Regions from separate parts of the Homo sapiens genome. Here region 1 is linked to region 2. A link is a loop called in an ENCODE intact Hi-C map of the cell type or tissue named here. Cell type or tissue: A673. All regions are shown on one strand. Links, peaks and the distances in the headings refer to the core of each region. The heading gives the core; the rest is flanking DNA. Region 1 overlaps GCNT1 (glucosaminyl (N-acetyl) transferase 1). Region 2 has its middle 84 kb from the start of GCNT1.

Evidence for each region. Hi-C counts contacts between places; a loop is a spot of excess contacts. Peaks named below come from ENCODE experiments on the same cell type or tissue, not always from the same donor. Only the 100,000 strongest peaks of a DNase experiment are listed, where the experiment ranks them.
Region 1: a loop joins it to region 2, with 2.6 times the contacts of the local background. A loop is called at or near these places in 3 of 110 quality-filtered maps.

What each region holds. Positions count from the first base shown.
Region 1 is chr9:76,481,677-76,490,015 of GRCh38, reverse strand. All of the region lies in intron 2 of GCNT1 (glucosaminyl (N-acetyl) transferase 1), which reads right to left. Among named protein-coding and RNA genes, the nearest start is that of GCNT1, 27 kb to the right of the region's middle. In A673, for the core only: no CTCF peak of the experiment used is centred there; no DNase peak of the experiment used is centred there.
Region 2 is chr9:76,538,602-76,546,940 of GRCh38, reverse strand. No RefSeq gene overlaps it. Among named protein-coding and RNA genes, the nearest start is that of GCNT1, 84 kb to the right of the region's middle. In A673, for the core only: no CTCF peak of the experiment used is centred there; a DNase peak (open chromatin) is centred at 4,390.

The sequences.
Region 1 (8,339 bases), core at 193-8,192, 57 kb after region 2:
TTTTAACCTCCTTGTCAAATTTGTTTCCTCTAGGATTGAGGCCATCAAGCTACAGATGATCTTACAAATGGAACCCCAAATGAGCTCAACTAACAACTTCTACTGAGGACCCCTGGACTGACCCACTGGCCTTTTGACTGGCCTAAAGAGTTCCCCTCTGGAGGACACTACAACTGCAGGGCCTCTTCTTAGCTCTTATCCAGCAGGAATTAGCTAGAGCGGTCATCACCCAATTCCCAACAGCAGTTGGGGTGTCCTGTTTAGAGGGGGGATTGAGAGGTGAAGCCAGCTGGACTTCCTGGGTCAAGTGGGGACTTGGAGAACTTTTCTGTCTAGCTAGAGGATTGTAAAAACACCCATCAGTGCTCTGTGTCTAGCTAGAGGATTGTAAATGCACCAATCAGCATTCTGTAAAAATAGACCAATCAGCACTGTGTAAAATGGACCAATCAGCATTCTGTAAAACGGACCAATCAGCAGGACATGGGCGGGTCCAAATAAAGGAATAAAAAGCTGGACACCTGAGCCAGCAGTGGCAACCCGCTGGGGTCTCTTTCCACGCCTGTGGAAGCTTTGTTCTTTTGCTCTTCACAATAAATCTTGCTGCTGCTCACTCTTTGGGTCCACACCACCTTTAAGAGCTGTAACACTCACTGCAAAGGTCTGCGGCTTCATTTTTAAAGTCAGTGAGACCAAGAACCCTCCAGAAGGAACCAACTCCAGACACATTATGATTATGGTTTGACCAATAAAGTTTGGCAAAAGAAATACTATGTCACCATCAAGGCAAGGTCATGTAAAACCATGCAGCTTCCGCCCAGTTGTCTTGAAAAATGTGCTCTCTAGATAGAGGCTCCCTTTTAGAACCAGCTTCCATGCTGTAAGAAGCCACATGGAGAGACCAGATATAGGTACCTTAGTCAACTGTTCCAGCTGAACCCTGTTTTCAAGTAATCCCAGCCAGATGTCTGACATGTGAGTGAAGAAGCCATCAGATGACTACAGCCCCTAGTAACTCCAGTCTTCACCGAATTCTTGACCAACAGAATGTGTGAGCAAAAAAATAAAATGATATTGTTGTATCCTACTACATTTGAAGTGGTTTGCCTCATAGCAATAGATGACTAGAACAAACAGGAAACCACATAAATAGAACTAGCAAATAAAAAGAGCCCTTGAAAATTATTAACATGATAGCAAAAATGAAAAACTCGGCCAGGTGCGCTGGCTTAGGCTGGGCACAGTGGCTCAGGCCTGTAATCCCAGAACTTTGGGAGGACGAGGCAGACAGATCACCTAAGGCATGAGTTTGGGACCAGCCTGGCCAACATGATGAAACCCTGTTTCTACTAAAAGTACAAAAATTAGCGGGGCATGGTGGTGTGTGCCTGTAATCCCAGCTACTTGGGAGGCTGAGACAGAACAATCGCTTGAACCCAGGAGGAAGAGGTTGTAGTGAGCGGAGACTGTGCCATTGCACTCCACCCTGAGCAACAGAGCAAGACTCCAGCTCCAAAAATAGAGAAACTCAATAAAAGGGTTGGAAGATAAAGTGAGAAACACTCACAGCGAGTTAAGCAAATAGACAAACTGAGGGATGAGAAAATAAAACAAAACATACAGTAATTTAGAGAACTAGATCAGGAGACCTACCATACGAATAACAAGAGCTCCAGAAAAAGAAAACAGAAGAAAAAGAAAAAAGGAAAGAAGTCGTCAACTAAATAATTCAAGAGTATTTCCCAAAATGAAAGAATGGTTTCTAGATTGCAAAATCTTCTAGGGTATCAGCACAGTGGATGACAATAGACCCACACCAAGATGTATTCATTAATCATGAAATGTCAGAACAATGGGAGGAAGAATACTGCATATACTTTCAGGGGAGGGGGGAAACTAAGCCACATCAAATGGATTCAGAAGCAAAATGTATTCCAGCTACTGTCCAGCTACTGGAGAATGAGTTATATTCAATAATTATTAGACAGGTGCCATGGCTCATGCCTCTGATCCTAGCACTTTGGGAGGTGGAGGCGAGTGGATCGCCTGAGCCTAGGAGTTCAAGACCAGCCTGGGCAACACGGAGAGACTCTGTCTCTACAAAAAATATGAAATTATCTGCGTGTGGTGGTGTGCACCTGTAGTCCCAGCTACTCAGGGGACTGAGGTGGGAGGATCACCTGAGCCCAGGAGGTCAAGGCTGCAGTAAGCCATGATCGCACCACTGCACTCCAGCCTAGGCAACAGGAGTGAGACCCTGTCTCAAATATATGTATGCATTATTAACCAAGAAAGGGGAGGATGTAAGAATCAGAAAGGAGATCTAACCGAAGAAGAAAAAAAAGAGAATCCCCAGGTCAAGGAACATCTAGGCCATATAACAAGCCAACAGACAACCACAGCAGACTGGAACCTGTCAGAAGGCCCTGGGAGAGACATCTTCAAGAAGACAAAACTGGCTGGGCGCGGTGGCTCATGCCTACATATGCACGTAAGCATATGCACACATCTATGCATAAACAAACCGCTGATGGATAAACCTGGGTCACCAACCTATTGCCCTTCGGCAGCAGGAAGCATGGTCTAAGTTCAGTTGGCTTCTAGTCCCAGTGAATACTTATCAATTTCACTGACTCTCCAAGGACTACTGTTCAGTGTCCCAGAGGCTGCTGTGACTGGAGCAAAATACCAACTACTGTGTTTGATGTCAAAGCCATGCCAGTATCTCGGAGGACTGTGACCCAAGTGAGGGAGCCCAAACGCCACCCAAGGTAGGTCAAGGGAAGGAGCAGGAAACAGGTAAGATCACAAGGCGAAGGCCTTGCCATTCAGGGTGGAGTTCTTTCTGGCCAATTGCACTTTCATAGCCTCATCTCATCTTAGGGTATTTGGTCTCTGTCCCCACCACAACCTTGCCCTGCTTGGAGGGTAGTCTCTGATACCTGTCTGTGACTCCCTGCAGTGAGCTGCTTAGCTCCTCTGTGGTCTCACACTGAACAAACTGCTGAGACCCTAACTGTGGCTGGCCATGAGGAACCGGCCAAGCTCTTCTGCTAAAAATTTAGATCTAGTTTTGTTTGTTTGTTTGTTTGTTTGTTTTAAGTAGAGATGAGGGTCTCACCATTGTGGCCAGGCTGGTCTCGAACTCCTGACCTCAAGTGATCCACCCACCTCTGCCTCCCGAAGTGCTAGGATTGTAGGCATGAGCCACTGCACCCAGCCCTATTCTTTCTTCTCTTTTGACTGCCAGAAAAGAGTTCTGTTTCTAGTTCCCCACAAACTTGCAGGAACTGAAGATATCTAAAAGCATACTCTGTTTAAGATAAAATGATAATAAGCAATTTTTCAAAAAAGGCTAAGTCCCTCAAACACAAAGAATATAACTGAAGTAGTAGCATCAAAAATTTGAAAATTAGAGGTAGTGAATGATAACTGACTTGGAGATCTCAGGAAGCTGAATCCTAAAGCAGGCTATGGGGAAAGCTGAGACCGTGCAATTTACAGCCCACCTTCTGCTGAAAGGTAGACTAAAATAGAGCAATGCTTTCCAAATTCTGAAGGAAAACTGTTTTCAACTTGGAATTCTAAATAACCAGCCAAGCTATTGGTCAAATGTGATGTAACAGAAAGGCATTTTTATACAGCAAAGTCACATGCACCTTTCTCAGCAGGTTACTATGAGAAGTATGCCACTAAAAGATGAAATTCACCAGCAACTGTAAGAGCATTAACAACATCACTAACCTGGAGTGCTTAATATGCTCTGGAACTCTTCTAAATGGCTTACCCGTATTAACACATAGAATCTTCAGGAGAATGCTACATAGAAAGTATTATTTTCCAGATAAGGAAACTGAGGCATAAAGAGGTTAAATAGCTCTTCGAACGTCATATGGCTAGTAAGCAGAAGAGCTAGGCTTCAAACTCACATAATCTGGCCCCCAAGTTTGCGCTCTACTGCCCATTAAGAAAAAGACAGGATCTGGCCAGGCACAGTGGCTCACGCCTATAATCCCAGCACTTTGGGAGGCCGAGGCAGGCAGATCACTTGAGGTCTGGAGTTCAGGCCAGCCTGGCCGATATGGCGAAACCTCATCTCTACTGAAAATACAAAAATTAACCAGATGTGGTGGCGCACACCTGTAATCCCAGCTACTTGGGAGGCTGAGGCAGGAGAATCACTTGAACCTGGGAGGCGGAGGTTGCAATGAGTGAGACTGAGCCACTGCACTTCAGCCTGGGTGACAGCAGAGTGAGACCTTGTCTCAAAAAAAAAAAAGGAAGAGACAGGATCCAGTAATCAAGGGACCCAATATAAATGAGAGGCAACAGAAATCCTAGGATTACAAAGACAGATCCCAAGATGATGGTTGTGTGGGAGTACTAGGAAGAAACCAGTCCTTAATTAAAGCAAGTAAACAGCTCCAGAAAATATTTGAGAGAAACAGAGAACCCCTGCTGTAAATTAATGGATTTAGAAGAGATTTTGATAACTAAGGTAGAGTTCAGAATTAAATAAGTAAAATGCAGGCCAGGTGCAGGCCAGAATTAAATAAGTAAAATGCAGGCCTCCCAGCACTTTGGGAGGCCGAGGCAAGCTGATCACTTGAGGTCAGGAGTTCAAGACCAGGCTGGCCAACTCGGCAAAACCCTGTCTCTACTAAAAACACAAAAAATTAGCCGGGTGTGGTGGCATGCGCCCATAATCCCAGGTGCTTGGGAGGCTAAGGCAGGATAATCACTTGAACCTGGGAGGTGGAGGTTGAAGTGAGCCGAGATAGCACCACTGCACTCCAGCCTGGGTGACGGAGTGAGACTCCATCTCCAAAAAACATAAAAGTACATATAATAAACAAACAATATGAAAAAATGCCATTGAGTACAAGTGAGTAAAATATGCCAACAAGTATGTACAATAAAAGAAATCATGGTCGGGCGCGGCGGCTCACGCCAGTAATCCCAGCACTTTGGGAGGCCAAGGTGGGCGGATCATGAGGTCTGGAGTTTGAGACAAGCCTGGCCAACATGGTGAAACCCCGTGTTTACTAAAAATACAAAAATTAGCTGGGTGTGGTGGCACGAGTCTGTAGTCCCAGCTACTCTGGAGGCTGAGGCAGGAGAATCACTTGAATCTGGGAGGCGGAGGTTGCAGTGACCCAAAATGGTGCCACTGCACTCCAGCCTGGGTAACAGAGTGAGATTCCATCTCAGAAAAAAAAAAAAAAAAAAGCAATCATGGTATGCTATGCTCAGTTTATACATGGCTATAGTAATATAAACATTGAGTTGTGGTCAAACAAAAAGCATGACAATATACAGAGGGTCTCAAAACTATTTTCATAATAATACTAGGCCATTCTGCACCCTTTTCACTCCCTCTGTGTTATATACGGCGCAGTTTTCCAGGGTCTACATGATGTGTTTGTTTTCAACAGAATAAGTGCAGAAGTATCAGAATTCAGGTATTTTCTATTAAGTCAAACAGTAAAAGAGATTTGCAAAAATACAAAAACACTGTTATTCTTCCAATTTTTCTGAAAAGATTTTCACAAGAAATTACTTATGTTAAAATAAAGGGCTTATCATTGTTATTTTCACAGAAGTAATACTTAAGTTTTTTGCTTTCTCTCTCTTTTTTTTTTTTTTAAGACAGGGTCTCAATCCATCACCCAGTCTGTAGTACAATGTCATTATCTTGGCTCACTGCAGGCTCAAACTCCTGGGGATCCTTCCACCTTAGCCTCTCAAGTAGCTGCAACCACAGGTGCACCTGGCTGCTTATTTTTGTAGAGATAGGGTCTCACTATGATGCCCAAGCTGGACTTAAACTTGATCTTGAATTCCTGGCCTCAAGCAAGCCTCCTGCCTTGGCCTCCCAAAGTGCTAGGATTACAGGCGTGAGCCACCATGTCCAGCCTCAGTTTTACTTTCTGATAGAATATATACCAATAGATATAACCCACATAAACAAAAGCTCTTTGTGATCCTCAGTGATTTTTTTAAAGTATAAACAGTGCTGAAATAAAAAAGTTTTCAGGCCAGGCATGGTGGCACACACTTACGATCCCAGCTACTTGGAAGGTTGAGGCGGGAAGAACACTTGAGCCCAAGAGTTCCAGATCAGCCTGGAACAACCTGAATCAACATAGCAAGACCCCATCTCATATTTAAAAATACACACACACGACAAAAAGTTTTTCAGAATCATTGACTTTGGGGATGAGAGACAGCCAGGAAATGAGTGCAAGTGTGGTGGAGGGTTTTGGTTGAAAGAGAATTAAACCCTCCTTAATGGTCAGGTGTGGTGGCTTGTGCCTGTTATCGTAGCACTTTGGGAGGCTGAGGTTGGAAGATCACTTGAGCCCAAGAGTTTGAGACTAGCCTAAGTAAAATGGTGAGATACCATCTCTACAAAAACAAGAAAAATTTAAAAATTAGCTGGGTGTGGTGGTGCACGCCTGTAGACCCAGCTACTCAGAAGGCTGAGATGGGAGGATCACTTGAGCCCAGGAGTTCGAGGCTGCGGTGAGCTATGATTGCACCACTGCACTCTAGACTGGGTGATAGAGAAAGACCCTGTCTCTATTAAAACAAAAAACAATAAAAAAAAAACCCCTCCTTAATAGTAGAAAGAACTTAAAGCTGAATAATTTAGAAACCATATAAGCATTATTATTTAGAGATATGAAAATACACACCTAAAGAAATCTGTAAAAAGTTGAAAATGGTTAACTTCAGGGCTATGCAGTAGAGAATGTTAGCTAGTAGTCACATGCAACTACTGAGCACTTGAAATGAGGCTAGTCTCAACAAATACTTTTTTAAAATTTTAATTATTTACATTTTAAAACTTGAAGCAGTATTAAATGTCTTTCCCTTAAACACATTACTGTTTCGGTAGGACTATATTTCACTTTAATGACATCATGTAAGATACTATTATTACATTGTAATACAAATATTAGACACATGTATCATTTCAATATTTCACTTTTTTATACTGTTTACATATTAACATTATAAAATTTTGATATACTAGATTAAAGATAATATACTGTTAATTTGGCCAGATGCAGTGGCTCACACCTATAATCCCAGCACCTTGGGAAGCTGAGGCAGGAGGATCACTTGAGTCCAGGAGTTTGAGACCAGCCTGGGCAACACAGTGAGACTCCCATCTCTACCAAAAAAAAAAAAAAAAAAATTAGCCCGGTGTGGTGGCGCATGCCTGTAGTCTCAGCTACCCAGGAGGCTGAGGTGGGAGGATCACCTGAACCCAGGAGATTGAGGCTGCAATGAGCCATGATCACACCACTGCACTCCAGCCTGGGTAAGAGAGCAAGACCCTGTCTCAAAAGGATAAAAAAAGATTTTACCAGTTCTTTTTTTTTTGAGATGGAGTCTCCCTCTGTTGCCCAGGCTGAAGTGCAGTGGTGCAATCTTGGCTCACTGCAAGCTCTGCCTCCTGGGTTCACGCCATTCTCCTGCCTCAGCCTCCTGAGTAGCTGGGACTACAGGCGCCTGCCACCACGCCCGGCTAATTTTTTTTTGTATTTTTAGTAGAGACAGGGTTTCACCGTGTTAGCCAGGATGGTCTCGATCTCCTGACCTCGTGATCCGCCCGCCTCAGCCTCCCAAAGTGCTGGGATCACAGGCATGGAGCCACCACGCCCAGCCCTGATTCTTTTTTTTTTAATGCTGCTACTAGAAAATTTTATTTCTCACATTATATTTCTAATGGACAATGGAGTTTTAGGGAGTAGGAGATTTGGGGGGCCATTGGGAGAAGCATGCTGTTTTTCGTAAGTACAACTCTTTGTTGGGAGGCAATTCGCCATGGGTGGCTTGCATTTCTGTACATCTTGCAAGTGAGGCACTGTCTTTTTGTTCCAGATAATTTTTTCAAGGCTATTTTTATAGCAAACAGCCTAGAAAGACAGAGATGGTGTTTCCCTCCCTAGCAAAGGGCAAACCTTCTTACTGACAATATAATAAAGACAATGTTACCTGGGGCAAAGCACAGCATGCTTACTGCCCACTATAAAAGATTTGGCTTCTCTAAGCTCAGGGTTTCTTTCCCATAATGCAACCCACTGTTTGTAGTTATCACTTGGCCCTCTTCATACTGCCCTGTGGGAATTAAGGCTCTAGCAACCTAAAAGAAAAATGCTGATCCTCTGCTACTGCTTAATATAGGTCATAAATGGCACTTCATCTCTGGCCCAGGAGTCTGTGTCTTTTGCCAGGATCCATGAAAATTGTTAACAGGCTTGTTAACTTTCAAGTAGGGTAAAATCTCAGACCCTTCGTAGTTCTTGACACGCTTGTGGAAATATCTT
Region 2 (8,339 bases), core at 132-8,131:
GCATACAACTCCAGTAAATACACTGCACATGTTGTAGCAGGCCACCGTGCATGCAGACAGCCCACCCCAAGAAAGAATCATGCCAACATATAAAACCCCAAGTCAGGCTGGGTGCGGTGGCTCACGCCTGTAATCCCTGCACTTTGGGAGGCCAAGGCAGGCGGATCTCCTCAGGTCAGGAGTTCGAGACCAGCCTGACCAACATGGTAAAACCCTATGTCTACTAAAAAAAATACAAAAATAAGCCGGGCATGGTGGCGGGTGCCTGTAACCCCAGCTGCTCGGGAGACTGAGGCAGGAGAATCACTTGAACCCAGGAGGTGGAGGTTGCAGTGAGCCGAGATGGCACCACTGCACTCCAGCCTAAGCAGCAGAGTGAGACTCCGTCTCAAAAAAAAACAAAAAAAAACCCAAGTCAAAGGTCAAACAGTGCCCTTGATCTCTCAAGTTGCCGGGTTGGCCCTCTTTCAGGTGTACTTTACTTCCTTTAATTTCTCTTGTAAAGCTTTTTAACAAACTTTCACTCCTGCCCTAAAACTTGTCTTGGTCTTCTCTCATTCCTTATGCCTTTTGGGTTGAATTCTTTCTTCTGAGGGGGCAAGAATTGAGGTTGCTGCCGATCCCTAAGGATTTGCTGCCAGTAACAGTAGGAATGCAAAATGGTGCAACCACTTTTTGCAGTTTCTGATAAAGCTAAACATACTCTTACCATATGACTTGGTACCATGTCATATGGTAAGAGTATGTACCATACTTCTACGTATTTACCCAAAAACTCCCCATAAATTTATGTTGACACAAACCCATAAATTTATGTTCACTGCCGAGCACGGTGGCTCACGCCTGTAATCACAGCACTTTGGGAGGCCAAGGTGGGCGGATTATCTGAGGTCAGGAGTTCGAGACCAGCCTGACAAACATGGAGAAACCCTATCTTTACTAAAAATACAAAATTAGTTAGGCATGGTGGCTCATACCTGTAATCCCAGCTACTCAGGAGGCTGAGGCAGGAGAATCACTTGAACCGGGAGGCAGAGGTTGCAGTGAGCCAAGATCATGCCATTGCACTCCACCCCGGGCAACATAAGCAAAACTCCATCACACACAAAAAAATACTATAAGCAAATACTTATAGCAGTTTTATTCATAACTGCCCCAAACTGGAAATGATCCAACTATCATTGAACTAGGAAATAGAAAAAGAAATTAATCTATCCATGTGTGAGACCAAATATATGCCACCAAAATATGACTGTAGGAGACTAGAATATGCAACCCCAAAATATGTCTTTTTGGCATGTTAAAAGAAAAACCTTAGACAAATTAAATTTAACAGAGTTTAATTGATCAAGCAACAATTCACAAATTGGGCAGCCCCCAAGCTAGAATAGTGCAGAGAGACTCGGAGCTGCCTTGTGGTCAAAGAAGATTTATGGACAGAAAAAGGAAAATGATGCACAGAAAATGGTAGTGAGGTACAGAAACAGCTGGATTAGTTACAGCTTAGCCTTTGCTTTATTTGAACAGTTGGCCACCTTTGATTGGCCAAAACTTTGTGATTGGCACGAGAGTAGGTTACAGTCTATTTACACATCCAGTTATGTTAAAGTTCACTCTGTACAGAGAAACCTTTAGGCCAAACATAAAATGTCAGGAGGCAGCTTTAGGCTAAACTTGATTTAACAGGCATGAGGATGATTTTAATGATTATTTTGAGAGACTGCAGTCACAAGAGAAGCTCTAAAGCAGAAGTTAGCTTTTTGTAAGGGAAATTTACATCTATAAAGGAAATTTTCATTTGCAAGGGTGTCTTACTCTATTCTCTGCAACAGGAAGAGAAGGATGACTAAAAATCACTGGAGGCTCTAATCAATGGAGAAGGCACTTAGACTTACATCTGCAAAACACCTTGCTCTTGTTTACACTTTTCCTGATCACCTCCCCACAACTGGCCTTCCTTCCACACTCTTCTGTCTTTCCTTTAGGGGATGATGGTATGTCAGCCTGAACCCAAAGCCATCTCTTTGAGATTTACCCATTTTTCCCTTGGTAGATGGGGAAACCATGTATATATACAAGGTATGCATGTGGATAAACTTCTATTTCTTTTTTCTCTTGTTAATCTACTTTTTGTTACAGGGGTAGCTTTCAACTAAGAACAATGAAGGGTGGGGAGAAAACTAGGTTTCCTCACTGATATGGTTTGCCTGTGTCCCCACCCAAATCCCATCTTGAATTGTAGCTCCCATAATTCCCACGTGTTGTTGGAGGGACCCAGTGGGAGATAACTGAATCATGGGGGTGGTTTCCCTGTTGTGAATAAGATCTGATGGTTTTATAAGGGGAAACTCCTTTCGCTTGGTTCTCATTCTCTCTTGTCTGCTGCCATGTAAGACTTGCCTTTTGCCTTCTGCCATGACGGTGAGGCCTCCCCAGCCACTTGGAACTGAGTCCATTAATCTTTTTCTTTATAAATTACCCAGTCTTGGGTATGTCTTTATCAGCAGCTTGAAAACAGACTAATACCCTTCCCATTTACATATGATGGAATATTGCACACCAATAAAAAGAAAAAACTATTAATAAACATAAGCAAAAATGTTGTTTAAATTCAAATGCATTGTGCTGAATGAAATAAGCCAGACCCCAAAGGTTATATGCTGTAAGAATTCATTGTGGAAAAGGCAAAGCTATGGGGTCAAAAAAGTAGTCAGTAGTTGCCAGGGTAAGGGCTGGAGGGACGGTTAACTACAAAAGGACAGCCCCAAAATTTTTGAGGATAATAAAACTGCTTTTTATCTTGAACAGTGGAGATTACTACATATTTGTCAAAACTCAAAGGCCTCTACAATATAAAGTGAACTTTACTAAATGTAAATTTAAAAGTAAATTTTTTTAAATTTAAAATGAAACACAAAGGAAGAGACAGTGCCTTTTTCTGCTTGATGATGTGCTGGATGCAATGTCTAGAATAAGGGCAGCCATTTTGTCACTGTGAGGCAGCCAGATTGAGAACAAAGCTAATACAGGCAGGTGGCCAGGCAGAAAAGATGAAAGAACCCAGGTATTCAAAGATGTTACTGAGCCACTTGTTATCCAATCCTGAGCCCACTCATCTTTGAACTTATTATGTGAAATAATGATCATTTTCTTTCTGTTTAGGTCATCTTGAATTGGGCTGTTATTTGCAGTCCAAAGTATCCTGTTCCAGAAGTTCTCAATGACTTTGTTTCAAAAATTGCTTTATCCCCATCATTAAAAAAATAGGGTTTAGGGGTCTGTTGAAGGTTTTGAATAATTTACAACTTGTGTTTAGATCCAGCTTATACAGTACCATTTCTTTCTTTCTTCTTCTTCTTCTTTTTGTTTTTTCTTTTGAGGCAGGATCTTGCTACGTTGCCCAGGCTGGACTAAAATTCCTGGGCTCAAGTGATCCTTCCACCTCAGCCTCCTGTGTAGCTTCCTCCACAAACTGGAAGAAGGTGGCCAAACGTGACCCACAAATTAATCTATTTTCTTTCTTTTTTCTTTTGAGATGGAGTCTTGCTCTGTTCCCCAGGCTGGAGTGCAATGGCACAATCTTGGCTCACTGCAACCTCTGCCTCCCGGTTTCAAGCAGTTCTCCTGCTTCAGCCTCCCAAGTAGCTGGGATTACAGGTGCGCACCACCATGCCCAGTTAAATTTTTTGTATTTTTAGTAGAGACGGGATTTCACCATGCTGGCCAGGCTGGTCTCGAACTCCTGACCTCGTGATCTGCCCGCTTTGGCCTCCCAAGCAGTTCTCCTGCCTCAGCTTCCCAAGTAGCTGGGATTACAGGTGCGCACCACCATGCCCAGCTAAATTTTTTGTATTTTTAGTAGAGACGGGATTTCACCATGCTGGCCAGGCTGGTCTTGAACTCCTGACCTCGTGATCCACCTGCTTCGGCTTCCTAAAGTGCTGGGATTACAGGCGTGAGCCACCGCGCCTGCCCAGTTAATTGATTTTCTTCACGAGTACTTTATGTGTCTTCTCATCTTTTTTCACAAGAGTCAAAGTGCATTAATTATAATTAAAAAGAATAATGGCATACATGACCTTAAATTTGAATAATTTTGAAATCAAAGAGAATTAATTTCAAATATTTATTTGGCATATACTCAATGTCAGACCCTATGAAGCAGCATCATTTGTTTGGGGTAGTACTGGAGGTTCATTGTCTCATACCAAGGAAATCAAGGACATGGACACATGTGGAGCGAGATTAAGAGCAGAGGTTTAATAGGCAAAAGAAAAAGAAAGGAGAATAGCTCTCTCCTGTGAGAAAGAAGAGCCCCCACGTGGAACTTCCAGCCTAAAGCAGAATGCACTGGATTTTATAGACAGGCGTGAGGAGGCGGAGTCTGATTTACATAGGGCCCAAAGATTGGTTAGAGCAGGTTCTTCCTTTACAAAGCACGCTGGGAAGCTGGACACCCAACCCTAGTCTTATTATGCAAATGAGCTTTCCACTTGGCCAGGCCATGTTGTCTGCTCCCTACTGCACACATGGTTGGAAAGGAAGAGGGAAGTTGGAACTGCCATTTTGAACATGCCTAGTCCCAGGTGGACTTTTCCTATTGGCACAACTGCCAGCATTCACCCGTGCAAGCTTCTAGCCTGCCTTTCTGTGTCTGCAGCTCGATTTTATAGGCTGCTCTTTGTTAGAAAAGAAAATGATTTGGGGGCTGCTTTTCATTAAAAGGAAAACCTTACGGAGGGCTTCCTTACTCTCACTCTCTGCCTAAATAATTTCTTCCTAACTCCTATATAACCTATGAGATGTAGTAATAAATCTAGCAGTGCCCCAGTTCTTACTGAGCATACAGTCAAGTAGGATAGATAGACATTGACCAGGTAATTCCAAATGTGACAAGCATTATAAACAAAAGAAGGACAGGATGTGTTGGATACATATATCAGGTGTATGAAAACCAGCTCAGATGTGCCAAGAATTCCCCTGAAAGTGACATTTAGGCCAAGATCCAAGGCAGAAGCCAGCAAGACAGGGGATAGGGGAGTGAGGCAAAAAGATGAAAGGCTATTTTGGTGCGAGTGATGCATGATGTGAGGGACCAGTCTGAAGCAAAGACAATTTAAGGCAGCCACCTTGATGCAGCTCTTTTCATTTAGGGAATATTTTTAAACTGCAGTTTTGACAAAAATGTGTTGATTTTAAAATTATTCTTTTTGCGCCGGGTGCAATAGCTCATGCCTGTAATCCCAGCACTTTGGGAGGCTGAGGCAGGTGGATAACCTGAGGTCAGGAGTTCAAGACCAGCCTGGCCAACCTCGTCTCTACCCAAAATACAAAAATTAGCTAGGCGTGGTGGTGCATGCCTGTAGTCCCAGCTACTCGAGAGGCTGAGGCAGAAGAATTGCTTGAATTGGGGAGACAGAGGTTGCAGTGAGCCAAGATTGTACCACTGCACTCCAGCCTGGGCAACAGAGCAAGACTCCATTTCAAAAAAATTCTCAATAAAATCAATCAATCAATCAATAAGTAAATGTATTCTTTTTATTACCAGTGATGCCTGCAATAGAGCTTCTTTACTCTTAACCCTGTGGTTCTCAACTAAAGGTACTTTTGCTTCTCAGGACACACTTGGCAAAGTCTGGAGATACTTTTGGTTGTCACAGCTGAAAGGGGGTTCTACTAGTATCTAATGGGTGTGGGACAGGGATGCTGCTCAGCATCCTACAATGCAGTAAAGCATTAGCAAATATATTTGCTATACTCCGGGAAGTGGAGGGGTCTTTTGAAGGTTTTGAATAATTTACAACTTGTGTTTAGATCCAGCTTATACAGTATTATATTTTAATACTGTATAAGCTGATTGCTATATTTTAGCAATCATTTTTAGCTAAAATTTCTTCTCTCCTCTTTATCCCTGCAACAGTTCCCTGCAATACTGAGTATAAATCTGATATATATTATAATTAGAAAGCCTGCAATAAGAAGTATGCATTTAAAAGCTGTATTAATGGAAAGCAAACTGCTATTATTGAGACAAATATATAGTTTTTACTGTGCAGTCCATGAAGCCAAATTCTTAAGTCCAAATTCTTAGAGTCATCACTGGACTTGACAGTTCTTTCTGGACAAGCCAGTCTAGCGATCTGTAGTCTTCTATTTGTGATCTATTGGTCTAATTCCCACCCATCCTTCACTACAGCCAGAAAAGCCACTTCATGTGGGACCTCTTCCCCAGAGAATGGGGTCAGTGATTAAAAAAATCTTGGGGAGAGAGGAAGCCTGTCTTACTGACTATATAATGACTAATGATTGCTTTATTTTTTAGCCTGTGTCAGGTGGTCCCAAATCATAATAACCTAATCAGCATCATGTGGTGCCAAACAGTAAGTAACTGATCAAAGTGGGACACAGGAGCCACCCTGAAGGAGCTCTCACTGGCCAAATCTGGAATAACTGAGCACAAAAATAGTAAGAGTAACAGAACCCATGTGTTCATTACAATATCTTGAAAATTTTAAATGGAATGGAACAGGGCAAAAAGAAACTTCTTCTTTGCATAAAAATACCAGCTAATAAATGGAGAATAAATGATTGAATTAGAAAATCACCAGTTTGCAACAGTTGATTCAGCCAAGAATTATCAATGAATATTAATATTCATTGATGCTTTGAGATGGGGGTTAGGACAGGATTTCTCAAAAATCTTTTTTTTTTTTTTTTTTTGAGACAGAGTTTTGCGCTTGTTGCCCAGGCTGGAGTATAATGGCTCCATCTCGGCTCACAGCAACCTCCGCCTCCCGGGTTCAAGCGATTCTCCTGCCTCAGCCTCCCAAGTAGCTGGGATTACAGGCATGGGCCACCATGCCTGGCTAATTTTGTATTTTTAGTAGAGACGAGGTTTCTCCATGTTGGTTAGGCTGGTCTTGAACTCCCAACCTCAGGTGATCCGCCTGCCTCAGCCTCCCAAAATGCTGGAATTACAGGCGTGAGCCACCACGCCCAGCCTTCTCAAAAATCTTAAAATCTTTGAGTGAGGCTGGGTGCGGTGGCCCATGCTGGGAATCCCAGCCCTTTTGAGGCTGGGGCAGGATGATCTCTTGAGGTCAGGAGTTTGAAACAAGTCTGGGCAACATAGCTAGACTCCTGTCTCTACAAAAAATGAAAATGATTAGCCAGGCATGGTGAGTGTGTGCCTGTAGTCCTAGCTAACTTGGGAGGCACAGGCAAGAGAATCTCTTGAGCCTAGGAGTTCAAGGATGCAGTCAGCTATGATGGTACCACAGCACTCCAGCCTGGGTGAGAGAGCAAGATCCTGTCTCAGAAAAAAAAAAAAATGCATATATATACGTATATATACGTATATATGTGTATATATTTGAGTGAAAAGATTTTGATTTTGGGAAATCAGATATTCAAAATATCACACAAAATATCTTTGCAATGAAGAAATATGACAAACCTCACCAACTTTGACCTCAGCAATGATGGAACAAACACATCGTGGACTTCCTGATGTAATAAACTAAGGACACAAAATGGCCATCATAGCTGCTGTATAATAAAGAATTTGTCTGGTGTTTATCCATGATTTTTGCTATGGAGCTTTTATAACCCTTGGTTATACATTTATTAAATGTATCACCTCTGAGTTTATGCAAAAGAAGTAACTCAGTGTGGGTCCCCAGATGGCTTCAGGATGGGGACTAGTTATCTGTAAGACCAACCACATGATTAGAGGATTGGGACTTTCAGCCAGCACATCCTCTGGGAAGGGGGAGGGGGCTGGAGACTGAGTTCATTCTGGTGGACAATTGAAGGCAGTCTTCTTGGGAACTATGTCCTTTGCTTGTGGGATCTACGCTAACTCCAGGTGGTTAGTACCAGAATTGAATTGCTGTACACCATTGAATGTCAAGATAATAGCCTTTTTACCAATAATACTTAACTTGGATCCAAACACAAAACAATCAGACAAAAACAAATAAGGAATATTCTGCAAAATAACCCGCCTAGGCTCTTCAGAAGTGGCAATGTCAAGAAAGACACACACACACACATGCACAAACACACATACACATACATGTGAACACACACACACAAATACAAAGACTGGGGAAATGTTCTAGATTCAAGGATACTAAGGAAACATAACAACTAAGTGAGATGTGATCTTTAGATCCTGAACTGTAAAAACAAACAAAAACAAGAGCTTGAGGGCTTTGAAGAAGAATGTCCTTGTTTTTAGGAGATACATGAGAAGGATTTAACAGTAACTTGTCATCATGATGCCTGCAACTTAATCTCAAACGCTTCAGCAAAAACAAACTAGGACACAGTGAGAG